Regions from separate parts of the Homo sapiens genome. Here region 1 is linked to region 2. Evidence: chromatin loops called from intact Hi-C (ENCODE). Cell type or tissue: CD4-positive, alpha-beta T cell. All regions are shown on one strand. Links, peaks and the distances in the headings refer to the core of each region. The heading gives the core; the rest is flanking DNA. Region 1 holds the start of PODXL2 (podocalyxin like 2). Region 2 holds the start of MIR6825 (microRNA 6825).

Evidence for each region. Hi-C counts contacts between places; a loop is a spot of excess contacts. Peaks named below come from ENCODE experiments on the same cell type or tissue, not always from the same donor. Only the 100,000 strongest peaks of a DNase experiment are listed, where the experiment ranks them.
Region 1: a loop joins it to region 2, with 2.2 times the contacts of the local background. A loop is called at or near these places in 4 of 110 quality-filtered maps.

Annotation. Positions count from the first base shown.
Region 1 is chr3:127,624,935-127,639,779 of GRCh38, forward strand. PODXL2 (podocalyxin like 2) reads left to right here and starts at 4,251. Exons shown (of 8, transcript NM_015720.4): 1 at 4,251-4,355; 2 at 14,311-14,589. The coding sequence starts at 4,286. LOC107986126 (a long non-coding RNA gene) reads right to left here and starts at 4,029. Exons shown (of 2, transcript XR_001740892.2): 1 at 3,872-4,029. RefSeq lists silencers at 4,184-4,253, 4,364-4,493 and enhancers at 4,894-4,953, 13,911-14,411. In CD4-positive, alpha-beta T cell, for the core only: no CTCF peak of the experiment used is centred there; DNase peaks (open chromatin) are centred at 4,167, 4,907 and 5,377; H3K4me3 peaks cover 1,293 bases; H3K27me3 peaks cover 1,145 bases.
Region 2 is chr3:127,564,143-127,579,420 of GRCh38, forward strand. TPRA1 (transmembrane protein adipocyte associated 1) reads right to left here. Exons shown (of 11, transcript NM_001136053.4): 4 at 12,848-12,934; 5 at 12,679-12,751; 6 at 12,475-12,554; 7 at 11,798-11,908; 8 at 11,607-11,667; 9 at 11,261-11,363; 10 at 11,043-11,123; 11 at 7,090-9,646. The coding sequence ends at 9,379. MIR6825 (microRNA 6825) reads right to left here and starts at 11,189; the gene lies at 11,124-11,189. RefSeq lists enhancers at 10,735-11,314, 11,315-11,893 and a silencer at 11,168-11,347. In CD4-positive, alpha-beta T cell, for the core only: CTCF peaks have their summits at 11,000 (motif pointing right) and 11,211; a DNase peak (open chromatin) is centred at 11,009.

The DNA of each region.
Region 1 (14,845 bases), core at 1-8,000, 54 kb after region 2:
ATGGATTAATTTGAAAGATAATTATGAGTGAAAAAACAAGATGTGATACATATATGTAAACATTTAAAACATACCGATATTACATAATGTGTGTGTACATACGTGTGTGTGTGTGTGTTTGTATATTAAGGATAATTTACGCCAGCAAGGTGGCTCATGCCTATAATCCTAGCACTTTGGGGGGCCAATGAGGGCGGATCACTGGAGCCTAGCCTGGGAAACATAGTGAGACCCCATCTCTACAAAAAAATAACAACAGTTAGCTGGGCATGGTGGCACAAACCTGTAATCCCAGCTACTCCAGGAGCTGAAGCAGGAGGATCACTTAAGCCTGGGAGAGCGAGGCTGCAGTGAGCTATGGTGGTGCCCTGGCACTCCAGCCTTGGTGACAGATCCAGACCCTGTCTCAAAGAAAAAAAAAACAAGATAAAATGTGAGCTTGGGTATTCTTGTGTTTTTTACAGGTTTATTGAGATATAGTTTACATACCACATAATTTAAAATGTACAACTTGGCCGGGTGTGGCAGCACACACCTGTAATCCCAGCTACTCAGGAGTCTGAGGCAGGAGAATCGCTTGAACCTGGGAGGCGGAGGTTGTAGTGGGCCAAGATCACACCACTGCACTCCAGCCTGGGCAACAGAGCGAGACTCTGTCTCAAAAATAAACTAATTAATTAATTAAAAAATGTACAATTCAATCGTTTTAGCATATTTGCAGTTGTGCAAATTATCACACTTTTAAAACATTTTCATCACTCCCTTCCCCCAAAAAACATACCCATTAGCAGTTACTCCTCTTCCTTCCCCACCAGCCCTAGGCAACCACTAATCTGCTTTCTATTGCTAAAGATTTACCTATTCTGGACATTTCATAAAAATTGAATCATATAATATGTAGTCTTTTGTGATGGGCTTCTTTCACTTAGAATAATGTTTTCAAGGTTCATCCACGTTGTAGCATGTGTCAGTACTTTCTTTGTATTGCTGACCAACATGCCATTGTATGGGTATGCTACATTTTATTTATGCATTCATCAGTTGATGAGAATTTGGGTTGTTTCCACCTTTTGATTATTATGACTAATGCTGCTATGAACATTCCTGTAATGTATTTGACTAGACATATGTTTTCTATGCTCTTAGGTATGTATTAGGAGTGGAATTATGAAGTCATATGGTAACTCTATGCTTAATCTTTTGAGAAACTGCCTATGTCCAAAGCAGCTGCACCATTTTACATTCCCATCAGCAGTGTACGAGGAGGGTTCTTTCTCCATATCCTATATAACACGTGGTCTCTCTTTTTAATTCTAGCCACCCACCTTAGTGAGACGCAAAGTGGTTTCCTTTTTTTTGAGACAGAGTCTCGCTTTGTCACCCAGGCTGGAGTGCAGTGGTGTGATCTCAGCTCACTGCAACCTCCACCCCCTGGGTTCAAGCAATTCTCATGCCTCAGCCTCCTGTGTAGCTGGGATTACAGTCATGCACCACCATGCCAGAGTAATTTTTGTATTTTTAGTAGAGACAGGGTTTTGCCATGTTAGCAAGGCTGGTATCCAACTCCTGACCTCAAGCTATCCACCCAGCCCGGCCTCCTAAAGTGCTGGGATTACAGGCGTGAACCACCGTACCCAGCCTGAGAAGTGGTTTCTTATTGTGGTTTTGATTTGCATTTATCTGATGGTTAATGAGGCTGAGCATGTTTTCATGTGCTTATTGACATTTGGAGGAATGTATATTCAGATCTTTGTCCATTTTAAAACATTGAGTTGTCTTTATTACTGACTTGTAAAAATTCTTTGTATATTCTAGATACATGATTTCCAAATGTTTCTTCCCATTCTGAGGATTGCCTTCACTTAAATTTTTGTTTCTTTTTTTGAGACAGAGTCTCACTCTGTCACCCAGGCTGAAGTGCAGTGGCACAATCATAGCTCACTGCAGCCTTGAACTCCTGTGCTCAAGCAATCCTCCCACCTCAGCTTCCTATGTAGCTAGGATTACAGGTGTGTGCCACCATGCCTGGCTAATTTTAAAATTTTTCATAGAGATGGCATCTTGCTTTGTTGCCCAGGTTGATCTTGAACTCTTGGGCTCAAGTGATCCTCCCACCTCAGCCTCCCAAGTAGGTAGGACTACAGACATGCACCACTACACCTGGCTAATTGATTTACTTAGAGATGGGGGTCTCACCATATTGCCAAAGCTGGTCTCAAACCCCTAGCCTCAAGTGATCCATCCTCCTACCTCAGTCTCCCCCAAGTAGCTGGGATTCCAGGCACATGCCACCACCCCTGGCAGCTTTAGAGTTTTCTTCATTTGGAGCTTACATATCTGGTTTGGTTTATTCCAGTTTTTAATAATTGTTGCTGTGATTGCGATCTTTTCTCCTACTACATTTTCTAAGTGGTTATTGAGGATACACAGAAAAGCTATTGATTTCTGTACGTTATCTTTTATTCAGCAATCTTGCTGAACTCATTGGTTTTCAATTATTTTGCCAACTGATGATCTTGCATTTTCTAGATAAACCTGCAAATAATGAGTTTTCCCCCAATACTTTCATCCCATTTCTTCTATCAGGCCTTGTTGCAGTGTCTCTTATAGAATATTCAATCATTGTGGTGGTAGTGAGGATTATTTTGTTCCATTCACTTAAAAGAGAATGTTTCTAATGTTTCATCATTAAGTATGGTTTCACCATTAAGTATGATAATAAAGGTTTCTGGGAGATACCCTTAATGGAATTGAGGACGTTTCCTTCCATTTCTTGTTTGCTTCTAAGATCTTTGTTTCTTGTAACAGAAAAACAAAACAAAACACAACAAAAAACCAAAGGGATGCTCCTTTCATCCTCAGAGGAGGAAAGAAGAGGGAAGCTGGGTCTAGACACACCCTGGATTTCTCTTTTCCAAGCCCAGCTGACAGCCACTTTTCTAGTACCCCTAACACCCACCAAATAAAAGGTGCTACATTTTGCTCATGTTCTTTCTTTTGTCTGGAACCCATTTCTTCCCTATGCTCCTCCACCCCAACTCCTATTTCTCCTAAGTATTAATATTTAGTCTGGAAGAGTCCCGTGAGATTATCTCCAATGTCTGATGCTATACCCCTGCATAGGGGGGTGGGGATATACTTTGAAAAAGCATATTCAAATAACGATTTGTTATTTTAAAGAAGTGTTTTCCTAATATGGTATATATAAAGTAACATTCCACAAAATTGTGGTTGCTGTATATTTAAGCTGCAGTACTTCTAAAAGGGTAGTCGGGGTTTTTCTCTCCCTAAAAGAGGCTGAGCTTCTTTCTAACTCAGGAACTCTATCAGTGAGCTTTTCCCTCTGCCTTGTAAGTTCTCTCCCAAACCCAATCTCCTACCTAATACCCACTCATCCTTCCAGATGCCAGCCAGCTTACCTTAAATGCTGTTTCTTCAGGAAGGCAAGCATAAGGTTCCCCTCTGTGCTGTCTCCTAGCCCCTTATACTCCTTAACAGACCGACTACCAATTGCAATCATAGGACCATATGTGTGTCCATTTTGTTTTTCAGTCTGTTTTCTCTACGAGCCTAAACTATGAGGACGAGGGATGTGCCTGTTTTATTTACCACTACAGTGCTTGGCATATTAAGGATCTTCAGTTGCCAAAAGGGAGCACATGTTAGAGAAGTCAGCACCTCTCTCATAATCTAAAACCCCCCAGTTAGCAAATGGGGCAAGTGGGGCCCAGAGGTGAGAAGAGATTTACTCAAGGTCTCGGAACCAATCTGATCCTGAGCCAGACTGCCTAGCTCTAAAGTCCAGTTCTTTGCTCTCAGGTTCTCCTTCAGGGCTCACCCAATCTAAGTACCCTGAGAAGTCTTTCCTTACCCCAGGCCTCTGTCCACCCTCACAGTCATTTCCACGCGTCGTCCTCGTCCCATCAGTCCCATCTGCCACAGCTGCCCACTCTGCTTCCCAGGGAACGGGTGACCGCGCGGGGAGAGAGCGGCATCCGGGCGCGAGGTGCGAGGCCCAGGTCTGCGGGCGGCCGGGCCAAGCCCCCGAGCCTCGGCGGTGCTGATTGGCCGGCCTGGCGGGGGGGACGGGCGGAGGGACGGCCGCCCGCGCGTCCGCTTCGTCTCCGCGGGGGCGCGCCCGCGGCACGCGGCCGGGCGGGGCCGGGCGTGAGTGACGGCCATGCGGACCAATGGGGCGGGCGCGCGCCGCCGCCGCCGCCCGCGCGGCCCCTGACGCGGGCCCGGGCGCCGCGCCGCTGCGGCTGCAGGCGGCGACGGCTACACCATGGGCCGGCTGCTGCGGGCCGCCCGGCTGCCGCCGCTGCTTTCGCCGCTGCTGCTTCTGCTGGTTGGGGGTGAGTGCGCTCCGGGCCCGAGCGCGGGAGGGCGGGCGGCGGCGTGGGCGCGGTGCTGGACAGCTCCCCGGGCCGCCAACAAAGGGGCCAGAGTGCGGCGCCGCCGGGAGCGCGCGTGTCCCGGCCGGGCCGCGGCGCCGCCCCGACACACGCGCACGAGGAGTGGGTGCGTGGGGGCCGCGGCGGGCGCCTGGCGTGCCGGGCGACCCCCGACAAAGGCGCGGCGGTGAAGCTGGGACACAGCACCGTGGCCCCCACGCCGCGGCTCTCAGGGGCAGGTGCGCAGGCTGCTGCCTCGCGGGCCGGGGGGGCGCGCACGTGTGGGTGTGCATGTGTGTGCGTGTGCTTGTGTGTGTGCGAGTGCATTGTGTGCCTGCGCACTCGGGGGAAGAGGCGTGTGTGACAGCCACGCGGGGAGGAGGCCGCATTGTGAAGGTCCCAGGGGCCGCCTGCGGAGTGTGGGGCGGGTACGCTGAGGCGCGGGTGGCTGTTTACGCGTGGCGTTGCCGGGAGGGAGTGTGAGTGTGTCACGGTGAATGGGTATTCTCTCCTGTTCTGGGCGACTCTATTAGGAGCTGACAAAAACGGGCGTACAGCCACGGAAGGCCCGTGACAGCACACGGCGGGAGGCTCCCACGCAGCTCACACACGAGGGAGGTGTGAGACTCAGATGTGTGGTTTCCATTCAGCAGCCACGCCGGGCGGCGGGCTGTGTGGGTGCGTGGCGGGCTGGGGGTGTGGCACAGGTGTGAAAGGGATGTGTCTGCCTGAGAGAGAAAGAGACGGGCCTCCTGATGGCTTCCAGCGCAGACGGGGATTTAGTGGAGGGGGTGTGTAGGGAGGTGGGCATGGGGTGTGACAGCCCATGAGGCAGGCGGCCACTATGGAAATGGCGGGGAGAAGGGCTGTCTGCAAAGGTGGGTCAAATAAGGTCATAGCTGAGCAGCTCCTGCACACACTGGCAGAGCAGAGGGAGTGTGTTACGGTGTATGTTAAGGTGTGACTGGTGCTGCTGGAGGAATACCCGGATGAGGAAGTGTGCATGTGTGCCTGTGCACACTCATCAGCCAGCTGTAACTTCACTTCTGATGCACACGTCAAAATAGCGTCCTAGTATGATGTGTGTATGTGCATGTAGGAGTGTGTATGTGCATGTAGGAGTGTGCACAGGACATTTCCCACGCAGCTGGCCCATGAAGACACAGGCACTTTGTGTCCAGATGTGTGTGAGTGAAAGAGAAACTAGTGAAGGGTCTCTATGGGAAGGGAGGAACAGTCTTTGCCTGAGGTGGGCCATGAACCTGGGACTCAGAGTGGCAGAATCCCAGGGTAAATGGCTGGGAGGGGAAAGTGGTCCCTCGCACATTCCTGTGCATGTCATGGGAAGGCTCAGTTCAGGGAGGGTACATTTTCTCCACAGTCAGTCTAGGGATGAAGAAAGGCCCTAGGTGGTGTGCACAGAAAAACATGTCCATCAGTGTTGGCTCAGACACTCACACAAACCCACCTGTATTCTTTCACGCCGTAAATCCTCTTTGGAAAAAGGCGACATTCAATAAATAAACATCAATTGATTGGTCTGCTATTTCTTTGTGTGACAGTCATAAACCAGAACTGGCCAGCAACGTCCTCATGGACCCAGGCCCAGCTGTAACTGCCCATGTGCTTATGTGACCAGCTGTGAGGACTGCAGGCAGCCTGCCTCCCGGCTCCTCTCTCCCGTGCATGCTCTTCATGACGCACTTCTTACCCCCTGCTTGGAGGGCATGTGCGTGTGTCTAGCAGTGTGTCTCTTTCTTACACACCTTTGTGTGGAAGCCCTTCAGGGACCTGTCAGCATTGTTTCTCAGGTGCTTACAGAGTGGAGGTAGCGTGACTGTGCTCAGCAGTTCCTGTTGTCGCTGACACTTAAGGGTGAGGAGCTGTGTGACAGATGCTGCAGGGCCCCTCCCATGTTGGTGTCTGCCAAGAGCTTAGGGAGACTGGACTTCAAAGACCCTGCTTAGGGGAGAGGTGGGGTGTAGCTGATGGTGGAAATCAGAAAGGAGTTTTGCACCGGGAGCAGATCACAGGGACTGATTTGAAAAGGTAAGATAAAACATGAGGATCGCTGGGGTCTTGTTTTTTTCACCTCCCCAAATGTCAGCCTGCTTCCTTTGCCTCCTTCTGTGTTTGTTTGGGTCAGATTTTCATTTCTTTGAGGCTGATCCCCTAATCCTTTTCATGTGCCATCTTTTTCTCTCTCCTCTGTTGGGTGTGATGATGTAACAGAAAATTATAGGTGCTAGAGGGAAAAAGGAAATCAATCACACGCAGAGTGTAATTCTGAAATTTTAAGTCAGGTGGGGTCTCAATTAAGGCAGATTAATTATTAAGTGCAAAACTAATTATACACAGAATGGCTATGTCTCAGCTACTATTTTGGTGTCATCTTATGGTGGGCAAGTTTGAAAATAAGTAACCTCTTGTAATTACTTAAATAAATACCCATTGCCAAGGCCTTTGAAAATATCAAGTTCTATGTAAAGACAAAACAGTCATTAGAGGGAAAAATAACTTTAAGAAAATGAAACTGTTTACTGGAAAAGGAATGAAAAACCGGGAAAATACCAGATTCCTTTTTCTTCAGTAGGGTTTTCAAAATCTTTGCCAATTCCTATTAGACCATTGGGAAGGGAAGACAAAGAAGGAAAGGGAGAGATGTTAGAGGAAGGTTATGGGTTCCTGGCTTGACAGGTGGGAGAGCTCAGAGAGGTGGGGGCTCACTGGAGCCATGGAAATGACAGGGAAGGGGCCTAGCAAACACACCAGACCACAGTACTGTGCACAGACAGCTGGACTGACTAGAAAGTGTTTTATCCCCCAGAGTGGGGAAGGAAACAGGCTCCTCTGGGCACAATGACCTGGAGAGGGCAGAGCAGTCTTCTTGAGTTCCAAGCCATTCCGAGGAGCCAGAGTAGGGTGTAGACGGCAGCAGCCTCCCCGCCTGCCATGCCACAGCCTCTCCCTGCCATGCCACAGTTCAGCTCCGAGAGAGAGTGCCAAGGTTTGAGAGACAACCCGTGTTTAATCCTTCAGTGGTTTTGTAGAGAGTGAATTTCAAAATTCTTAGGGAGAATCAGTTTACACTTTTCTAACAAGGCTGAAGTAATATCTTTCCCAGCATACCTGCTGGAGGTTGGAGCATGCAGATACAGATCTCCAGTTCATGGCCCTCTCAAAGGCAGGCTGCCCGGGTGCCCCGGGAACCTATACAATGTGTATTATTTAATTATTATAAACATTTTCCATCAGTTGACTTTTTTCTTCCTGGAATGCATGAATGAGTTTTTCCAGATTTGTTTCTTGTATTTTGGCTCCCTGCCAGCCCTGGGGATACTGCTTTTGCAAAGCAGTCTGCTACATCGGCTCATATCCCCTAAAGAACTTAGGGTTCCACTTCCCAAGAGTTTGTAATTTTCCTGAGGGCAAAGCCTGTCTCTTGTTCATCTGTCTCTTGTTGCACCTCCAGGAAGGGCCTAACACACTGTTTGGCACAGAATAGGAGCTCAGGAGTGACTGTATTTTTCTTTGTAATCGAGAGTCTAATAGAAATTTTACCTCTAATAAGAGCACAGCCCACCTGAAACCAAAGTTCAATTATAATTGGATCACATCTGATTGGCAGTACTACATGATTCTGATTCACTTTTCAAAAATTAGAAAATAACTATTAAATAAGTACAGTTTATAGATGAAACATTTCCAAACACAGGGGCCACATGCAAATGTAAATAAAGGGATTCTTGCTTGTGAAACATTGGGAATCACTTTACTAATTTGGTCTTTTTCAAGAGAAGAGATTCCTTCAATTGATTGGATTGGTTGTGGGGACCCTGGGCAGAGTGTTTGGAAAGGGGTATCTTCTAGTTTTTAGCTCTGGCTTCTTTCCCTGGCCCTTAAAGCACATGAAATATTTAAGCTGTTTTACATATTCTCTTCCTTCACGTATCCTTTGGAGGAAGGAAGGTACCCAGCCCCACAAGTAATAGCTTTCCATTCTTCTTCCTGGAGCATCCACAAGATGTTTTTGTGGGGGAGAAACCAGCTAATTTCAGCTCCTCTATTAACTAGCTGTTTGACCTTAATCCCACTAGGCCTCAGTTATTTCATTTGTAAAACAAGAGGGTTGGATTACAAATTTTGTGTGTGTGTGTGTGTGTGTGTGTGTGTGGGAGAAACCAGCTAATTTCAGCTCCTCTATTAACTAGCTGTTTGACCTTAATCCCACCAGGCCTCAGTTATTTCATTTGTAAAACAAGAGGGTTGGATTAGACTACTAATTATTTATTCAAACCTTTATTGTGTCCCCATCATGTGTAAAAGGTTGTGCTAGGCACTGGAATTACAGGGTGGAATTGAAACAAGGGACTCCTCATTTACAATGGAGGCTGTATGAAGGTCTCTTACAATTTGGTGAGAAAAGTGGCGTGACAGTAGTTTGTTGAGAAGGCTGTGATAGAGAGGAGTGGTGTCTCATCCAGACTTGGAGTGGCCACAGAAAGCTTCTCGGAAGCTGAGACTGCAGGCAGGAGTGAGAATTAGCAGGTGGGTGGTGGGACAGGACAGAGATGGGGAGATACGGATGTTCAAGCAGAAGAGCATATGCAAAGACCCAGAAGGCAAAAGAGGCGGCTGTGTTCTGGAAATTGCAGGTAGTCAGTTTGTCTGAAGCGTAGAGTATGATTGGGGAAGGTGGGTGCAGAGAGGGGAGGGGAGGTAATGGTCAGTTTATGAGAGCCTTCTCGCCTTTTCAAAGGATCTGACCTGTATGATAGAATGATAGAACCAGATTTGCATTTTAAAAAGACCTCTCGGCCTGTGCAGTGGCTCACGCCTGTAATCCCAGCACTCTCGGAGGCCAAGGTGGGCAGATCACCTGACGTCAGGAGTTTGAGACCAGCCTGGCCAACATGGCGACACCCCGTCTCTACTAAAAATACAAAATTAGCCGGTCATGGTGGCACATGCCTGTAATCCCTGCTACTCGGGAGGCTGAGGCAGGAGAATCGCTTGAACTCGGGAGGCGAAGGTTGCAGTGAGCTGAGATCACGCCATTGCACTCCAGCCTGGGCAACAAGAGAGAAACTCCATCTCAAAAAAAAAAAAGTTGACTGGGCACAGTGACTCACACCTGTAATCCCGGCACTTTGGGAGGTTGAGGCAGGCAGATCACCTGAGGTCAGGAATTGGAGACTAGCCTGGCCAACATGGTTAAACTCTATCTCTACTAAAAATAAAAAAAAAATTAGCTGGGCGTGGTGGCAGGTGCCTGTAATCCCAGCTACTCGGGAGGCTGAGGCAGGAGAATCGCTTGAACCTGAGAGGCGGAGGTTGCAGTGAGCCAAGAACGCGCCATTGCACTCCAGCCTGGGCGACAAGAGTGAAACTGTCTGAAAAAATAAATAAAAATAAAAAATAAATAAAAAGACCTCTCTGAGCTTTGTCACTCAAAGTGTGGTCCACAGACCAGCAGCATCAGTCACACCTACTGTGTCAGAAGACTCGGGTGACTCACACACATTTCAGTCTGAGAAGCGCTGATTAGAGGGCAGTGTTCGGGACAGATGAGTGCAGGGGGAATTGCTAGGGGTTCGTAAAAGAGCTCTCTTTTTCTTCCAGCGGTGAAGCACTATGAGGACTGTAATTCTAATGGAGGCGTCTCTCATGTCTACACATCTATGTTTCTGTATCGTCTCTGCTGTTTTGCTTTATCGTGAAGTGTGGGGCATTTCGGCCATGTGCCCCCCTGAGTGGCATGGTTGTCTACCCTAGAGAAAGGGAAACTGAACACATGTTCCTGAGATCCCGGTGTTGTTATTTCCTCCAGCCTCCTTTCTCCTTCACAGTGTACTGAGCACAGTTAGTACAGTGCCATGAGCAGTTCTGTTAGTAGCTACCTTTGAGATCTCTCTCCCTGCCCTACTAACCCTGTGGCTCAAACAGAGTTATATGGTCACTGTTACACTATTCCATAATGATTTGTTTTCTTGCTGGTCTCTGTAGTAGAAACTGACCCTTTTGGGGCAGGGACCCTATCTTTCTTATTTCTGTACCAACATAGCCTTGGATCATGCCTAGTCCAAATAAGCATTTAATAAAGGCTTTTTGGTTGAAGAATGAATGAATGGATGGATGAATGAATGGAATTTAACCATTCAAACACTACTCTGATCCAAAAGGAGAACTTGATTTATAATTTGTCTTAATGTATCATTTGGCTATTTCTGTGTAATAAATCACCCCAAAATTTAGTGGTTTCAGATTCTCAGTTCTTAAGATCTGATCCCTGGACAGAAGCATCACCTGGGAACTTGCTAGAAATGCAAATTGTTGGGCCCCGTCACAGACCAGCTGGATTCAGAACTCTAGGGTGGGCTTAACAGTCTCTGTTTTAACAAGCCCTCATGGTGATTCCATGCTGGTTCAAGTTTGAAAGCACTGGATTAAAACGGTAGCCATTTATTTAGCTCATGATTCTGTAGTTTGGCAATTTAGGCTGCAGTCAGCTGGGTGGTTCTGGTCTCAGCTGAACTCCTTCAAGTTTGTCATCAGCTGTTTATCACCTTTGCTGGTCTTGTCTGGCTCTCTCACTTTGGGACTTCAGCTAGGACACTGAGCTGATCTGGCTCTCTTCTGCATGGGCTCCTGTTTTCCTGCAGGCTAGCCTTGAGCAGAATCCTGAGAGAATGGAAGCGTGCAAGGTATCTTGATGCCTAGCCTTGGAAATGGCACATCATCACTTCTGCATTGTCTTGTGTAGCAACTCACAAAGGTAGCTCAGATTCAAGGAGTGGAGAATTAGATTTCATCTCTTGATGGGAGGAGCTACAAAGTCTCATTGCAAAGATGTGTGTTATTAATTGGGAGTCATTGGATAACCCCTCTCAGGAAGAACCTTAAGAAGGTACTGTTTTGGGGTAGGACAGGGCACTCTGTTTCTTTCCCATCTACCTAGTAGGGGATAGATACTGCTTTCTTCTATAATATTCGGGCTAGGAAAAAATCCAAGAGTAGCTTAGGGTCCCCCCGTGATGTGAAGGGGAATTAGAGTGGAAGAGGTCATGGGAAAGTCTTGAGCTAGAGAGAGTACAAGTCCTTAATTCATCCTCTCCCAGGAACAAAGGGGAACTTCAAGGGGAGTGGACCCCAAATTGATTGTCTTGGCTTTCTCTGCCTTTTAAATACCTTTGGCTCAAAGAAACCACAAAATATGAGATGGCTGTTTCTCTCTTTGAGTCAGGGATTCAGACACAGGCTCTGGGAACATGACTTCAGCTTCGTGGAGCCAGGCCCTGCCTGGAAGCAGAATCTTTGTCCGTGGACATGGTGCCTAGGACAGCAGAAGACATTCCGGATGGGGTGTGATAGCTTCCTGGTTTGGACTTGGCAGAAGGCAATCCCCTGTGAGCAGTCCTCAGGAGCACTGGCAACACAGCAGTGCCATTGGCTCCCACCTGCCCAGGGTCACAGCTTGCCCACCCTTTAGGTATTTTTTTATTTTTATTTTTTTGAGACAGAGTCTCACTCTGTCGCCCAGGCTGGAGTGCAATGGCACCATCTTGGTTCACTGCAATCTCTGCCTCCCGGGTTCAAGCAATTCTCCTGCCTTAGCCTACCAAGTAGCTGGAGACTACATGCGTGTGCCACCATGCCCAGCTAGTTTTTGTGTTTTAGGAGAGACTAGTTTTGCCACATTGGCCAGGCCTGTCTCGACCTCTTGACCTCAAGTGATCCGCCCGCCTCGGCCTCCCAAAGTGCTGGGATTTACAGGTGTGAGCCACCACACCCAGCCCCATCCTCTAGTTATGATGATACTTTCTAAAGCTGAGAGTTGGGCCTGTGAATTATCTTATTGAGAGACAGAGCTTCACGGGATCTTAGAGGTTGGCACAGACGTTTACTAGCCCTGGTCAGATGCTAAGGCTCTGATGCCTCCTTAGCCCCGGCGTTGGCTTTGAGGCCATGTAGAATCACTCTGATATTCTTATTCACATCAACCTTTTGTTTTAATGTATTTGAAGATACCATGGTCTCTTTTAAATATTTTTTTCCCCGGGCCATGAACTTCACAGGTCTCTGTTTTTTATATAGGATAATAACACAATATTTGTAGAATAGTTTGGTTTGTAAAGCTCTTTGTAGAGCAGCTTTCACACATGGCTCACCAATTACCTCATTTGGTGCCCCTCACACTGGAGGCATGGTAGGAATTGGTGTCCTTATTACACAGAGGAGGAGAGCAAGGCTGGTGGTGGTGAAGTCACTCAGCCAGAGAAGCCAGAGTGTAACCTATTTCCTGGTACCAGGCTTTCTCTCCTGTTATATAGAACATCTTCCTGTCTCTGACCTCAGGGCGTCTCTCTTACCCTGGAGTCTCTACTTCCCATCCCCCATCCACACAACCCAGAATACACCCCTGTGGCTGGATGTGGCATTATTGGCTGTGAGTTGTCTGGCTGCTGCACAGTGTGCACAGACTCCCTCATACGGAGACTCACAGGACAGTCTGAAATGCTCATTTTTTTCAGTGGCCAGTCACAGTATTGGCACGTATCAAGCTTAGGGCCTGCTCAGCAAAGCACATGGCACCAATAATATTAGCCCTATTTTTATTATAAGCATCACTAAAAATTGCCATGTACTGTAGTCAAGTCAGGTCACAGTACACATCTGGTGTAGAGCAAGAGGAAGACTGTGAAATTCCCTCTTCCCTAGATCCTTAAGTGTTAGTCTTGGAAAAGAATTCAGAGGTCATTTCATTTAGCTTCCTTGTCTATCTGGTGAGGAGACTGAGACCCAGAGGTCTTGAGCAGCTTTCCAGGAGCCTCACAGCAAGTTAGTAATTTGTGTGGTTAGGTCATTAAGTTAGAGGTTAAGTTGTGAAACTGGCAAATAGGGCTATATTCCTGTCCTTAAAGAATGAGAGTGAAAGAAGAGGAAAAAGGCCTCCTTTAATTTGTTTTCCTGTCCATTTATTTGCTTGTTTTGGTAAATTAGGAGAGAGAGAGAATCCAAGATTCTAAACAAATATGTCAAATTACCAGCACTGGGTTGAGTTTGAACTGTGACCTCACGTGGTTTTTTAAAAGACTACGTTCAGAGGCTGGGCTCAGTGGCGCACGCCTGTAATGCCAGCACTTTGGGAGGCCTAGGAGGGCAGATCACTTGAGGTCACGAGTTCAAAACCAGCCTGACCAACATGGCGAAACCCTGTCTGTACTAAAAATACAAAAATTAGCCAGGCGTGGTGGTGGGCACCTGTAATGCCAGCTACTTGGGGGGCTGAGGCAGGAGAATCACTTGAACCTGGGAGGCGGAGATTGCAGTGAGCCAAGATTGCACCACTGTACTCCAGCCTGGGCGACAGAGCAAGACTCCATCTCAAAAAAAATAAAAAATAAAAAAACTAAAGACTATGTTCAGGATACTGTATTGCTGAAATACAAATGATATTCATAATGCAGTTTTGGAGAAATTTCAGCCAAGGATGGAAGCCTGGGGAACACTGTGTTCGTCCAATCATACTGCTAGGTCCTTAAAAGCATGGGCCCTGTCTTCACTTCAGTTTGTAGCTCCAACACCCAGTACAATTGCCAACAGAGAGAGGGTACTCAGGAGGCATTTTCTGAGTGACCACATGCGCAGTGGAACACTGACTCAGTGATTCCTCTCTCTCCCCTGCCTGTCTCCATCTGTCTCCCCTTGCCCCTGCCATAGGGAAGTCTAAGCAATTTGGCCTTTTTGAAATGAAAATAGTGTCTCAGAATCCCCGCAAAGCCTCTGGGTTTTCAGGAGTGTCCACTGAAGTCCCCCCTTCCCCAGGACCTTTGTCATTTGAGACATGCTCTAACCTGGCACCAGTCTTGTGTCTTCTCTAGCCTCCCCTGACTGTCTGGCTTTTATGTCTGCACAGGAGCGTTCCTGGGTGCCTGTGTGGCTGGGTCTGATGAGCCTGGCCCAGAGGGCCTCACCTCCACCTCCCTGCTAGACCTCCTGCTGCCCACTGGCTTGGAGCCACTGGACTCAGAGGAGCCTAGTGAGACCATGGGCCTGGGAGCTGGGCTGGGAGCCCCTGGCTCAGGCTTCCCCAGCGAAGAGAATGAAGAGTCTCGGATTCTGCAGCCACCACAGTACTTCTGGGAAGAGGAGGAAGAGCTGAATGACTCAAGTCTGGACCTGGGACCCACTGCAGGTAGCTCTTCTTACCTACAGAGCATGTGTTGAGTGCCAGCCAAGTGTCTAGGCAAAACACCAGGTGACCATTTCCTTGCCAGAAGCATCTCTTCTCTCTCCCTACAGTTTTTACCATGCTGCTGCTGTTTACCTGCACATCAGAGCAAAGGCTCTGGGACCCTGAATGTCTCACAGGCCCAGGAGGCCCTTTCTCTTTAATACTAACCACTGTTTAGGGAGCCTTTATTCTGTGCTCATTTAATTCAATCTGATGC
Region 2 (15,278 bases), core at 7,161-15,160:
TCACCACCAGCATGACCATCATCAGCACCAGCACCAGTTCATTAACTGATTCTTTGTATATCTTAGTACATGTAGCAGAGACTGCCAATTGCCTATCTAATATCTGTTTTCTTTCTCTGTTACTGATTTATGGGAGACAGCATGTGCCCAACCCCCTCAAAAAAGGAAACCTTACTTTTTCCAACCTCCCTTGCAAGCAGGGGTGACTTGATCAGCAATTTTTGGGCAACGAGGGGAAAGTGAGAGTTATTAAGTACAGCTGATGTGCTAGCTCCTCACATGGAAGGGCTTCTGGCCCAGAGCCCCAGGGACCTAGACAGAACTGGACAGCAGGAGCCACAGCTGCCATCCCAGGACTATGAGGCCACCTTTGGGATAGGAGCCAGGGCTGAGGCCAACAGAGCACAAAGCCAGAGGGAGCCTGGGGCATGGACTGGTTAGCCTGCCCCCTCCTCACCTCAAGCTCCATCCCCTCTTTATTTAAGGTCCTCTGGTCCGGCTATGTGTGTCCACAGCAGCGCACCCTCATACCCCCCTCACTGGCTGAGTTGAACAATTGCACCTCCCCAGGCACATTCAGGGGGCATGCCGCTCACCGATGGTGCAAATGGCATGTGCCCCAATTCTCCTACTGACTCATCCTAGCCTGCTCTTCACCTTTCTGTAGTCTGAATTGTAAGCTTGTTGAGCCTGCTTTTTTTTCTCCTTTTGGTGCCAAATAATGAAATTTCAACAGTTGGCCTTGAGAACTCTAAGCCTTTCTTACCGCCAGTGAAAGAAATCTCAGCAAGACAAGAAGGAAGAAATGTTCCCCCTTCCCTAAAGCTGCAAAAACACAGGAGCTCTTTGGAATCATAAGGCTGCCTCTGATAACGTGGGGAATTGAAAATGTTATATACACATATATATATTCTCTCTCTCTCTCTCTCTCTCTCTCTCTCTCTCTTTCTCTCTCTCTCTCCAGTGTGGAGACTGATGAGAAAATGTAAAATCCCATTCTATTTTCTGTTAGTATAAAAGTGTCTGCAGAAAGGTTATTTGGACAAAGAAGTCTTTAAGGTGCCTGGACTTTGGGCTTTGCCAGCACGACCTGCGATGCTCTCCGGGCTGCAAGACCCACAAGGAGGTGTCTTGTATGATCATTTCTTGCTCTGCTAAGAATATTTAATTTTACATCTGTCACTTTCTGAAATTTTTTGGTCAAACTATAAGAGGATCATTGCCATCTGCATGAAGGAAAAAATTAGTAAAAGCTAAGACGCTATTTCATTCCTTATTTGAACCACGGTTCTAAGAGTCCCGTCTTATTTCAATCCACACTGATCTAGCAGTCTTGTGCTCATGGCTTCCCCAGACTAGAATGCCCTCCCTTTCTGCTCCTCCCTTCATTTCCCTGACATCTGCTCACCCTTCAAACTTGCCGGTTGGAAGGCCCTTGCCCCTAGCTTGGAGCTGGATCTCCTCCCCATGCCCGCAGCCCCTGGGTATCCCTCTGCCTGGCTCACCCCTCACCCACATAAGACAGGGCTCCTCTAGTTACAAGTGACAAGACTCAACTTAAGCTGGCTTGAGCCACAAAGGAGCTGTGTTGGCTGCAATGCCTGGAAACGCCTGCCATGCCCTGCTCAGGCTCGGATGGATCCAGGTGCTGGGCGGAGAGCTTGCTCCTGAGCCCTGCCCCTCTCCAAAGCTCTGCCATGGCCCTGATGGCCTCATCCTCAGAGACTCTCACAAGGGAGCTAGAGCAGCTCCAGAACCACATTCCACCGGCTCGGCAAACCCTGCAGTAAGCCACTTCTTTTTCTCAAGAATTCCAGAAGCAGCTCAGTGATTCCGATTGGCTCAGCCTGAGTCACATGCACGTTCCTCATTGGCTAGGCCTGAGCATGTTCCTACCAAGGAGCCCAAGCAAGGGCCAGTACCCAGAAGGGAAGTTGGGGGCATCTTAGAAGTCTGGGCAGGCAGGCCAGGTATGATGGCTCACGCCTGTGATCCTAACACTTTGGGAGGCTGAATCGAGAGGACCATTTGAGCTCAGGAGTTCAAGACCAGCCTGGGCAACATAGGGAGACCCCATCTCTATTTTATTTAAAAAAAATTATTTTAAGAAGACTGGGCAGGCAAAAAAGACTGGACTCCATGGCAACACAAGGTTGTAATTTGTTTTATTGTCTGTCTTCTATATCTAGATCACTATAGAGCATGGCACAGGCATACTAGGTAGGTGCTCAGTAAACATGTGCAGAATGCTATGAGTGGGAAGGACAAGATGTAGCCTGGGAGAATCCTCCTGATGACAGGGCCCAGGATTGCAGGGATGTCTGAAACTCTGATATGTGCAGGAGCCAGGCAGGAGACATGATGGTCCATGCCAGGAGGACCAGTCAGAACTGGGGGAGAAATGTCCCAATCTGAGACTGTCACATCTTCTGATTTTTTTTTTAATGAGAAGCCTAATATTTGGACAATATATGAAATCTTGTAATATTTAAAATCTGACAACTAATATTTTAAACATTGTGCAAGCCCACAGGATACCTGCATTTATGAGGATGATGAGGGTCAGCATTTGGAATTGGGAAGAGTAGGAACCTTCTGGAAGGCCACCGTCACAAGGGCTGCATCAATGTCTAGAGGAGGGTGCTTGTCACCCACTCCAGTCTGTAGTCAAGGGTTTCAGAGCCAGCCCCTGAGGCAGCCCAGGTGCTCACAGTGGGGAGGCCAATGGTGTGAGGGGTGTGCCCCACAAGCCCATGGCCCAGCTCCAGCCCGGGCAAGCCCCAGCCCATGGGGAGGGCCAGCTCCTTGGAGTGGCTCTCACATTTTCAACCTCGAATTAGGCCCTGTCTTCCCCAGAATACCATTCGCCTCCAGCCAAGCAGAACTGATCTTGCATCCCAGAGCCTCCCGGAGCCGGCTTTAAACACTCTTCACAGCAGGTTTTTGGATCTTGATTTGAAGAATGCATTCAGCTGAGTCACCGTCCCCAAACAATATGAGAAATAAATCGTTGGGCACGCTCCTGATCCCAGAGCCAATTACACGGGCCACTCCCCACAAGCAGCCCCTATACCCTCCAGAGAAGGTCCTGCTGAGAAACAGAGCATGGACAGTTCCCCGGATGGAGATGCTGCACTGGGCCAGGCCCTGCACGGGATGGGGTGGGGGCTTCATGGAAGCCAAGGAGGCACAATCAGCCCCACATTATAGGTGGGGAAACTGAGGCACAGAATACAGGAAGCCTGCCAGCTCACTTGAGGAAGTGGCAGAGCTAGGAGTGGAAACGAGTTAGTTCTATGCTCCAGAGGTGTGCACTCCAGACCCCGCTCTGCTATAATCACCCCAGGCGCTCTCAGTCCCATCCCAGCAATCCTTTCGGCATTTTCTCTACATCCTCCAGACTGGTTTTGGAGTGGCTACAGGCTCCTCATTTTGATGCAATGGCCCAAGAAACAAGGCTCGGGGCCCTTCCAGTGCTGAGGGTGTTTCTGTCAGATGTGACAGTGCGGCGCAGTGGTCAGAGGCCTGGACTCAGCCCGATTGCCTGGAGTCAAAACCCACCCTACCGCCATGTATTTGGCCATGTGACCTCACTCCCTCAGGTTTCCCCGTCTGTAAAGTGGAGCTGTATAACCCATGGCGAGTGTTTAGAATGCTGCCAGAACATAGGGTTTAGAACTACTTTCATATCCCCCTAAATCATCAACCAAAAACATGTGCAGTGCCAGATGAGCCTGCCTTCCTCTCCGATGTGACATGTGAAAGCCAGCTCCTCTCATTCACACCTTTCACATCTGATGTTGTTAAGGGGGGCAGTTTGGTAAAATTGCTCTCCCTGAACCCCTCCACTGACCTGGGTCCTCCTGAGAGGGGTATTGCGTCCCGGGTAAAGTCAGGCTGCAGATTCAGGCAGACCTGGGCTTAACACCCAGCTCTGCGTCCCATGAGGTCTAGGATCTTGGGCAAATAACTGCACCTCTCTGAGCCTCGGTGTCCTCATCTGTAAAATGGGATAGGTAAACCTGTCTTGCAGGATAATTACCAGGACTTTAGCAGAATGACCTCTTGTGAATGACCCATGGGTGTGAACAGGATTGCCAGCTTTGAAGATGAGACTGTCCTCTGAGAGGCTGCAGAGTGGGAAGTCCTGAAGACCTCACGTTTGCTGTGCCCGGGACTGAGCCCAAGTCCCAAGGCAGAACTTGCGCACGCATCCCCAGGGACACGGGAAGCTTGGGACCAATATCCTTTTGGCCTCACTCAGTTGTTGCAGCCCTGGGGAGTGTGGGTCCAGTCTCCAGCCCAGCTCTGCTACAAAGCCATGGGGAGAAGCAAGTGGCCACTCACTCTAGGCCACTCACACTAGGTCTATTCACCAGGCTCAGTGCTGAGCAGGTGCCTCTAACCCCTTGCAGCTCTCAAAAGGCATTTCTGAGATCGAGGAGAGGCATACTCATGGCTTAGCAACTGCTTCTCCAGGCTGGCTTTGCCGCATCTTGATCACCTGCCTGGGGCAGAGGGTGGGCTCAGGCCTCCAGGGAGCCCATCTGCCAACGGGTTCGGTGCCATGGTGTCTGACATCCAGGCACCAGGTGCAGGCCACCTGAGCATCTCTGGGACAGCCCATGAGGCCGACCAGCTGCTCCAAGAGGTACCTACCCCATCGTCACTGGGAGAGGAGCAGGCTCACTCCTCCTGGGCTCGGGCACAGCCCTCTCTCCCAGGCCCGGCCCCTTGATCTGCAAGTGGCACAGCAGGAACAGTTGGTCAGGGAAGGGGACAGTGCTTCCTAGGCTGGCACTCCAGAAGGCAGCTCGGCGCTGGGTGCCCAGCACACACTTAGTACATGGCCTGTGCCATCACAGCACACTAGCTCCTCCCCAGATGCCTTCACCCCTCCACAGTCACCCGAAAGCACAGAGATGAGGCCACTGGAAGCTGAAGGGAGGTGGAAAGACTAGGGCATTCAGGTTATGACCCTGGCACAGGCATCCCTAAGGAAGCTATGAAGGGGAGGAGAAACTAACAGAATGATCCATGGAGTCTGAAAATGAGCCCATGTGACACAGGGGCTGAGGGGGTGACCCTTTGAGCCCAGGAGCTGTTACTTGTCCCTAGCCCAGGCCTTGCTCTCTCTACTTGGAAATCAAATTAATCACAGCTACTGTAGCAGGTGTCCACCTCAGCTAACCCTTGGAGAGGTTGAGACATGCCAGGATGTGCTGCAGTAACAAACAGCCTCCAGTCTTGGAGGCTTAAAGGGTAGGGTTCACTTCTTTTTCTGGTCACATGTTCAGTGCATGCTCAGCAGGGGGATTCTTCCCACTGAGCCCCCTCAGGGACCCAGGCTGGCAGAGGCTCTATCTTTACCACATGCTTCTGCCATCACCGTGGCTGGCTGGAGCAATGTACTGGCCATTAAATTCTCCCACCTGGAAGTGACTGATGCATGCCACCTCTACTCACATCTCAGTAGCCAGCGTTAGTCACACGGCCTCATCCCTCCTCTAATGGGGCAGGGCAGGGCGATGCCCCTCCAGCTGTCCCGAGGGAAACGGCAGAACCTGGGGCTGTCCTGGAGAAGACCCAGTCCCACATAGCGGGGGGAATCCCACCACAGCACACCAGGAATTTTCTAGAATGTTGCTGAGTTTCCACCATGGCCCCATTCTGCTGAGCAGGAGGAAGACTTAACCTCAGTTATGCTTAGGGCTTTTCTGCCTATTCCGTGGATCTGGTAAGGTCTCAGGCTCTTGCACAGTGTCAGGAGGTCAGAGGGAGAGAGGCTCTAATGCCATTTGTTATGGCTGAAGTCAGTCCCCCAACACTCATGCACTGAAGCCCCAGCCCCAGGCACCTCTGCAGGGGACTGCATTTGGAGATTTGGCCTTTACAGAGGTGACTAAGGTGAAAAGAGGCCATTCATTGGGAGTCCTAATCTAATCTGACTGGTGTCCATATAAAGAGAGGAAATTCGGACCCAGAGAGACAGCAGGGACCCCACACACAGAAGGAAGACCACTCAAGAAGGCAGAAAGGGGACGGCTGACTGCAAACCCAGGAGAGGGGCCTCAGAGGAAACCAACAGTGGACACCTTGATCTTGGAATTCCAGCCTCCAGAACTGTAAGAAAATAAACCCCTGTTGTTGAAGGCCCCCATCTATAGTACTTTGTTATGGCAGCCCTGGCAAACCCATACATCACTGGCCATGCGTTCACCCGTTATATCACCATGCTCCAGTGCTCTGGGTGGGTGGACCTGCAGGTCTCAGAGCTCTGCTGCTTCAGGGCCATGTGGCTGGCACTGAGCTTGGCAGCAACTGAGGACCCTGTGTCCAAGGTCTTCTTCCCTAAATTCTCAATGGTGACACCTCTAAGGTGGGTGCTTCACTGACCCACAAACATGAGGGTGCAGTTACTGAGGGAGGAAAAATGGATACCAGTGGCAACCAGTCACCTGCTACCCTGTACCACTAGTGAAGAAACTGAGGATCAAGGAGAAGCTGTGACCTGCCCAAGGTCCACAGTCCATGTGCAGCAGCAGTGGGAAGGTGAGATTAGACTTTGGCCACATACAGTGAACTCTGTCACCACGTTAAGACTCCAGAAACCTCGCATCCAGCCGCTCCTCTGCCTAATGCCTGTTCGCACCCAGACACCACACAGACGTGGTCTGAGCAGGGCTCTTCAGAAAGACTGAAAATGTGACTGGCATACCACGTCAGTGAGGATGTGCCGGTGGGAATGAAAGCTGGCATAGCCTCTTGGAATGGGTGTTTTGGTTCAGATTAGGTTCAACTGTAAGAGAAACATCAAAAGTGGTTTGAACAAGATAGCCACTCATTTCTCTCATACGTTCCAAAAGTCATCTGAAGGTAGGACGTCCGAGGTCGTTACAGATGCACTACAGTGTCCATGACACCGGCTCTCTCTATCCTGTCGCACTGCAATGAGAAACTTCCATTCCCCAGATTACCCTATGGTTCAAGATGGCTGCTATCACTCCAGCCATTATAAGCACATTCCAGTCAGCAGGAAAGAAGGGCCACCTCTTATCTCTAAGGAAGTTGCATGCATACTTACATCCATTGGCCAGAACCCACCTGCAAGGAAGGCTAGAAAATGCAGTCTTTATTCTAGACAGCTGTGTATCTAGCGAAAAATCAGGGATTCTCTTCCAATGGAGAAAAACAACATATATTGGAGGACAACTATTGATCTCTGCAGAAGACTAATAAGAGTAATTAAAACTAATTAAGACTGTGTGCTCCAGCAATTCTACTTGCATGAGTTACCAAAAGCAAATTTATAAGGATTGTTGATGTTGCCTTGTTTGTTGTTGCAAAATTTTTCAGAAACAAAAGGGAAGTGGTTTATAAATTGCCATATATCCATATATATGTAGCTGCAGGGGTGAAGCAGTCCTCCACTTGACATGGAATGATCTCCAAGATCCATTGGAGTGAGCTACAGGACATTAGCATTACAGAAAGAGGGATGATATACACATCCGTTGGTGTGAACACAGGATGGCTCTGGAAGGTTATGGAGACCCTGGGTGCTTCAGGAGGGGGACAGAGGAATTCAGTGCCACACAGGGAGATTTATCGTTCACCAAATACCCTCCTGTACTGCATGAACCTTTTTTTTTCTTGCCATGTACATATATGACCTATTTTTAAAAAACAAACTTAAAAATTATAAAAATGGTCTCTTTTCTTCTGTTGATGCCTCTCTGCTCATTCACTGCAGCCAGCAAACTTCGGCTGACACTGTGCCATCTTGGACTGCATGTGGATCTGATGGTCAAATCCCTGCTGGCCCCAACCCTTACCCCGCTCACTCAGAATGCCGTGAGCTTGCCTTCCCTGATTACCAGGCTTTTACATGAGCTGAGAGGCCCCGATAAAGTATGCCATTCAGGGGCACCCTGCAGTACCCCCTGCAGCCCAGGAGTCCAGCTCACTGGCCGTACTGTTGGCCCTGTCCGCTATCAACCCTCCAGGCCCTCCCAGGGAGCCTGACACATTGGCCCCACAGACATGAGCTGTGTTGGAGCTTGTGCCCTCGGCACCCCATTCCCCCCTAAAAAAAAAAGGCTGATCGCGGAGGCGGGCAACAGCCTGATCCTCAGGGTCCCCACAGCCAGGGCTGAGACCTCCCCAGGCTCTGAAGCATGCAGTTGGCTGTGTCCTGGATGGGCTCCTCCTCTCCAACTCTGGGGATTACATAACTGGCAGCAACTCCCTTTCACTCTGGCTGCCAAAAAGCTCAAAGCCGAACTCAGGTACAAGGGCAGTGGCAGGGACAAGTGGGCCCCTCTCCCCTACTCATGCCTTATGATCCCAGTGCTTTGCTCTGATTTACTCCCATTTTCAGCCAACCACACCCATCCTTATGACAAACATCAGTCCCCGAGTCCTGTCTGCTGGGGGCCTACTATGTGCCAAGCACTATTCTTGAGGCTAAAAATAAGAGCTATCCTTATCGTTCATTACTGTACGCCAGCCACTCGTGCTTAGTGTTTTCCAATCCTTACAAAAGGCCCTGCAGGATGGGTCTTCTCCGCATTTTACAGATGGCAATAGTAAGTCCATTCTGCGTTTTAATGGAGCTGAGCAGAGAGAACCGGCTGCCCAAGACAACAGTGTGTGTCTGACAAAGGGAGAGGGGCTGGCTCACAAAACATAGTTCTCCTCTCTCTCCATGTCTGTCCCCCCTACTCAGATGGGCCCAGGGGCAGGGGCAGCGGCAGCTGGGATCCTGTTTCTCTTCACCTCCCCAGCAGCCAGCCCAGGGCTTGGGCACTGGGGACTGCTCCTTGGTTGAGCAGAGGCCCCCTGAGCCTCCCAGCCCCTCACCCAGCCCTCAGGCTCCTGAAAGGAACCAGCCCCAGTATTCCTGCAAAACCTCCACATTAGCACCTTCTGCTCCTTTTCCTTTTTATTAAAAAATAGATCAAGAAAATATACACACTTCAGTCCATCCACCATGGTGGATGCTTTGAGGAGGCCAAAGCACCATGGGGATGGGATGGAGGCATTGGGAGAGCCAGCCCTGCCCTCGTGCCAAGGGTGCAGAGAAGGAGGGTGCCCTCAGCCAACCTTGCCAAGCATGGCCCTGGAAGGAAAGCCTGGGCCATGTCACTGAGCAGTATGAGAGCAGGTGGGAAGGGGAGGAGGGTCCCCAGTGAGAGCAGAGATGGCAAAGGGGATTGGGAGCCCCAGGGAGGTGGGGCCTCCAGACTCATGGTGGGAACAGGGCCACACAGGGCTACTGCCCACAGAACGTCCCTTGACCTGGTCCTCCTCCCCTGGGGACTCTGGGCCTGCTGGCCTCCTCTCTGGCCTGTCCTCCACAGGCCCTGGCAGCTGCCCTCAGGCATTGATGGCCTTCCAGCGCTCGCTGTCTGTGCTGTTGATGCTGCCAGTGTGGCAGGGCATGGAAGCGATGTCATCCAGGTAGGCCACCCCGCCGGCAGAGTCGAACTGCGTGCTCGAGTAGCTGGCAGCTGAGGCCCCAGCAGCCCCTGCAGCCTCCAGGCCCTCCCGCCGGGCCACAGCGTAGGGCTGGGGTAGGTGTACATCTGGCTCCTCTGTCTCGTCCACTTGGCATTTGTAGGAGAAGAGGATCTTGGGCTCCGAGCTGATAAAAGGAAAAGAGGGGCATGGAAGCCTCACTGAGTGATTCAGGAAGAGCCTTCCTCTCCAGGCTGATGGGGCCACCAGATAAGGAAGGAATTGACCAACAGTCGCCTGACACCCACTCTGAGTGGGCCTGTGAGCTGGACCCCAGAGCCCATCTAGACTTGTTTTGGAACCCAGCCCTCCTCCCCCTGGCTGTGTGAGCTCAGGCGGGGGGCATCTGTGCCTGCTTCCTCATGGTGAAATGGGTGTGTGGACACCGTGTGGAGGAAGAATGGACATAAATCATGAGGCTTCAACAGTGCCTGCCCAAGCACTCAGGAGACATTGGCTGTGGCCTCCGCCCCCACTCCTGTGACCCCTGCTGCTCATGTTACCACCCACTCCACTCTGACCTCGTCCCTCGGCCCTCAGGGCAACTCTCCAAGGGGGACACACTACACCCAATTTACAAAAAGGAGCCTGAGGCTCAGGGGAGAAATTGTGTGCAAAGATCCAAGCTGGGGCCATGGACCAGTCTGGCCCTCTCCCAGCTTCACCCAGGTGGGAGGCTGATCCCCTCCCCACAAGACCTGGCAGGTGAGAAAGGGGGGACAAAACACCCACATTCCGACCACATTAAGGTCTGGAGTGGGACCCCCAATCCCATGTCTTCAGCATCCCATCTCACAGACGCTTCTGCAGATGCACATGTGCACAGCAGTGTACTCACCCCCAGAGAATCCAACTGACTTCCCACCCCAAACCTGCTCCCCACTTAAGTCTTCCCCCAACAGGGTACAAGCTTTGTGAGGACAGGATTTGCATCCGCTGTGGGCCTCGCATCTTCTGGCTCTAGCAGTGTCTGGCACACAGTAGGTGCTCAATGAATGCTTGCGAATGAATGAGTTAATATATTATTAAATAAAAACCAGCAATGTAGAACACCGTGCATAGTCACTCTCTCTCTCGTGGGGAGAGTATGTCTGTGTGTACTGTACATACAATGTGCATATATATGTATGTATATGTGGATATGTGCATATATCTACATGTATGTATATGTTGAGCACGTGTTCATGTGTGTATGCATGCATGTGGGTGTGCACGTGCATGTTTGTGTGCATATGCCCGTGTGTATCCGTATGTGCGTGTTTGTGTGTGCATGTGCATGTGTGCATGCTTGTGCATCCGTGTGTGCATGTGCACGTGTCCATGCACATGTGGGTGGGTGTGCGTATATCTGTGTGCATGTGCATGTGTATCTGTATGTGTGTGCCCAAGTGCATGTATGTATGTGCGTGCGCATGCGCACTGTATGCATACACAGCCTCTCAGCTTCAATCCTCACACCCATGCTGGAAGAAGGCGCAGTTCCGCCGGCAGCCACGCGGGGGCGCCGGCGGCCACAGACTCACCCGAAGAAGCCCCGGAGGAAAGCCACGTAGATGAGCGGAGCGAAGAAGCTGAAGTACAGGAAGGTTGTGGCATCTACACAGCTGCGGAGAAGGCGGGTCAGCGCGGGGCCTCCTAGCCCCATGCTGACTCCACACCTCCCCATGCCCCCAGCGGGTGGACACCCTGCCGCCCACTTCCCATGCCCCCACGAGGCAGACACCCTGCGGCCCCCACGCACCAGAGCCCCTCGATGATGTCGAAGCACAGCAGCACACTCCCCAGCCCCTGCAGTAGGTTGAGCAGTGCCAGGATGCCCGCATACACGTAGAAGCTCCTCCGAGCTGGGGGCCGGACAGGGTGGGTCGTGAGGTCCCACCCTGGACAGGCCAGGCTCTGCCTCCAGCACCTACTACCCTCAAGCCTGGTGTGTCCCCCGGGGCCCCTCTAGGCCTCCCTCTCACCCAGGGCTCTCCAGCTCCCAGCCTGGAACTCTACAGCTCCAGCTCCCAGCTACCAGCTCTACAGTGGCCCGGTAGACTCCCTCCCATCCCCGCCTGTCCCAGAGCCGCCGGCCAGCTGCTCACAAGGCAGGGAGATGCGCTCCTTCAGCGGGGTCTTGGGAAGGATGACCACCAGAGAGTAGACCTACAGAGACAGGCAGGGCTGAGAAGGTGCTGGGGGCGCCAGCCCAGACCCACAGCCAGAAACCCAGGAATCCAATCCCTACCTGGCCCTAAGGCCCCAGCCACCCCAGCTGCCCCAGCCTGAACCTCACCAGGAAGAAGAAGCAGGAGCTGACCAGCCAGAACTGGCGGCCCCCATGGCCATAGATATTAAAGTCCTCAGCTGAGAGATGGGCATCAGGGTACAGGATCTCCAGGGTCCCCTGCAGGGGCAAGCAGGAAGGGAGGAAGGGAGAGGATCTCAAGGCTTCTCTCTCCCAGGGGCTTTCCCTGATGCAAAGCCCCCTAAGCTCTCCACCACACCAAGTTCAGCCTCTTGGCCTGACCCTCAACTCACCTGCCCCAGTCTGCTCCCTGGCCATGTCCTGCCCAACTGATTGCAGCATCCAGAGCCGGCCCAGTCTTGGGCTGAGTCACATGGGGAAGGGGGCAGAGATGGACAAGGTGCAGTCCCTGCCCCCAATCTAAGAAAGGGGCCTCTAGATGCATGCTTCTCAGGGGGGTCTGCGGACCTGCACCATCCCTACCTGAACTCCTTATTAAAACGGCAAGTCCTGAGCCTCCCATCCTGGCGCCCTGGCCCACTGGATCCAAATCTCCAGGGGACCCCAGAATGTGCCTCGGTAACAAGCACCCCATGTGATTTCTCAGGTGCAAAGTTTTGAGAACTCTGAAGGTGATAAAGACTGGAAACCTGACCCAGACCCAGAAGCAGTGGGTGCCTGGTGCCCTGACTCCTAGCGTCCCCTGCCCACACTCACCCTCTTACCTGGGTGACAGAGTAGGCCAGGGACAGCACTGTGGTGATGGCCAGCACCCGCTTGATGCTGGACTTACTCTCCAGGTGGCCTGGAAGAAACATGCTGGTCAGCAGGCAGGAGCCAGCCCAGGTGACCACTCCAGAGTCAGCCCACAGCCAGGGAGGGGCAGGGGAGAGCATCGCCAGGGCCCAAGAGCCCAGCGGTACACACACCAAAGGCCAGGCCCAGGATGATCACACTCAGCTCGATGGCCAGCAGGAAGAAGCGGGTGATCTCCCACAGGATCTGCACGCAGAGTGGGCACAGCGTCAGCCTGGACCAGCATCCCCAGCCCACCCCAGGCCAGGCCTCCCTGGCCTCCCTCAGAGGGCCCAGCCGCACCTTATCAGCAACAGTTGCAGCGTTCGAGGTGCTCACCGTCATGGATACCACGGCCCGGGCAATGCCCACCAGCGCCACCACAAACACCTGGTGGGCAAGGGAGTGGTGTGGCAGTCAGGGAACAAGAGCCTCTGCATCGGCAGGGGCAGCAAGCCCACCCCCATATCTACAGGAGCCTTTGATTCCTGAGGTCGGAAAGGAGGAAGGCGCAAAGTCAGGGTGGGACACAGGGAGGTGGGGATCACTCCAGGAAGCAAGGCTCACAGAGTTGCAGACCCTCAACTGCAGGTGACTTCCAGCCTGGCCCTCCCTCTCGGGGCCCCAGCTTCCTGGCTAGCACCAACAGCCTTGGGCTGGTGAGCAGGAGTGCGCATGGTGGAGCCAGATGGGCCAGGTTCACATCACAAGCAGCACGCTGCTGCTTCCTGGCTCTGTACCTTAGCTTTCTCATCTATAAAATGGGGGCAGAAACAAAACCTACTGTGTTTGATTGTTGGGTCAAATGGATTAACAGATGCAGCAGAAGCCTGCCTGGCACCCAGGAAGGGCCAAGTATACATTTGCTGTTATTACCGTATTCATGGTTTTAATTCTGAGGCATGCGGGACCAGGCAAAAGGTCACCGAGAAGAGGTGCAGAGACCTCTAGGGAAGCCACCAGCCCAGCAGGTTTCACAAAGTGCCTGCTCAGCATCTGTGGTGCTTATCGGCCTGGTATATCCATCCCCTTCCTCTCCCTTCTCACCCCCACTTCGGTGGTTCCAGGTGAGGCTGAGTCCACCGCTCCTGGCTTCAGGGATGGGCCTGGGACGCAGCACTGGCCAGTGGTGTGTGCCATTCCCCTGGCCTCAGGGCTAGTTCAGGGAAGGGCATAGGCCCCAAGGGAGCCTTGTGAGAGAGACCCAGGATGTCAGGTGGGGCTGCTGGGAAAGGCAGACGGACAGCATGCAAGCCTGGCACCATGGACACCACCCTGCTGCCACAAGGGCAGATGGCGAGAGAGCAGGGCCATCGGGGAGATCCCAGGCTGAGTGGGAGATGGAGATGGTGCCCCAGCAGCACTGCTGTGCCCCCAAATCCTGCTGTGCCTGAGGCCCAGGAACTGCCCAGTTTCTCAGTCAAAAACTGGCTTCTGTGAGTCTCAGTTGGGTCTTCTGACACATGCCCAGATCCATATATACTCTGTCTTTTGTGCCATGAGAAATTGTGTCAGCAGGGCAGGCAGTAAAAGCAACAAACTACCACACGCCTACTGTATGCCAGGCTCCCACTGGGCTGCAGCTATGCAGACGACTTCATAGGTGCTCACATGAACACCATAGCTAAAGCAGATCAACATCTGTTATGCAGAAGGGCACTGGGGCACAGAGAGACCAAGCCACTGGCCCCAGGTCACACAGCAGCATGGCTGGGGTTCAGAGCTGGACTTCCTGAGTCCACTCTTAACACTGCCTCCTGAACTCTTTAGGACAAAGTCCCCAAAAGTTGATGGGCTGGGCCCTGTTATATGTTCCTGGACATTTAGCCCTGGCTCTTTCTCCCTGCCTGCACTCCCCCTTACCCCACAAAAGGACATCTGCCTAGCATACAGTAGGTGTTTAATATCTGTTGAATAAATACACAAATGAATAAATGGTGAGAGAAGCAGTGGGAGAGAAGCAAAGAAAGCAGGCCTCAGTTCCCAGTCCTGTCTACCACCATCTTGTAGGTGTGAGGGACATCAGGCCACTACAACCTCCAGGCTTCCCCAGCCCCTTGTCTGTCTCTCTGCCTGCCCACAGCCCACTCCTCTGACTGGGAAGTTCTGGGCTAGACCACAAGGAGGGGACCAGGGAGCCACTCAGCTCTCATGTGGTGGTATCTAAGGGCCACAGAGAAGGGAGGACTCCAGTCAGGCAGGCCCTGCAGACAGGGGAAGGGCGCCCTGAAGGAAGGCAGCTGGACAGCCCACACCCGAAGCCCACACCAGGACAGCCCGCACCGGAAGCCTACACCTGGAGAGCCCACACCCGAAGCCCACACCTGGACAGCCCACACCTGAAGCCCACACCTGGCACCTATACTGGGACAGCCCACACCTGGAGCCTATACCAGGAGAGCCCACATTTGGAGCTGCCTTCTCAACCACAGCCCTGACACCTCTCCCCAGGCAACACGTGCCAGGACCACCAAGTGGTGACAATGCAGGCTCTCCCAGCAAGTAAGATGTCTTCTCCAAAGAGGTTTCACAGAATGGACAGATGGGGGACGAATGGATGGAGGATGCAGTGGGCATTTTCCCCACCCAGCATCCATTCCCCTCCCCTCTAGTACCAGCTCCCCAATTCTGTTGTGGGCTCCCTCAGTCCATATGGTCCAGCTGAGCTGATGCTGCCCTCCCAGCTTCACAGTGCCCCTTTCCTTGCTAGCCACAGTGCTTGGCTCAGGGATGA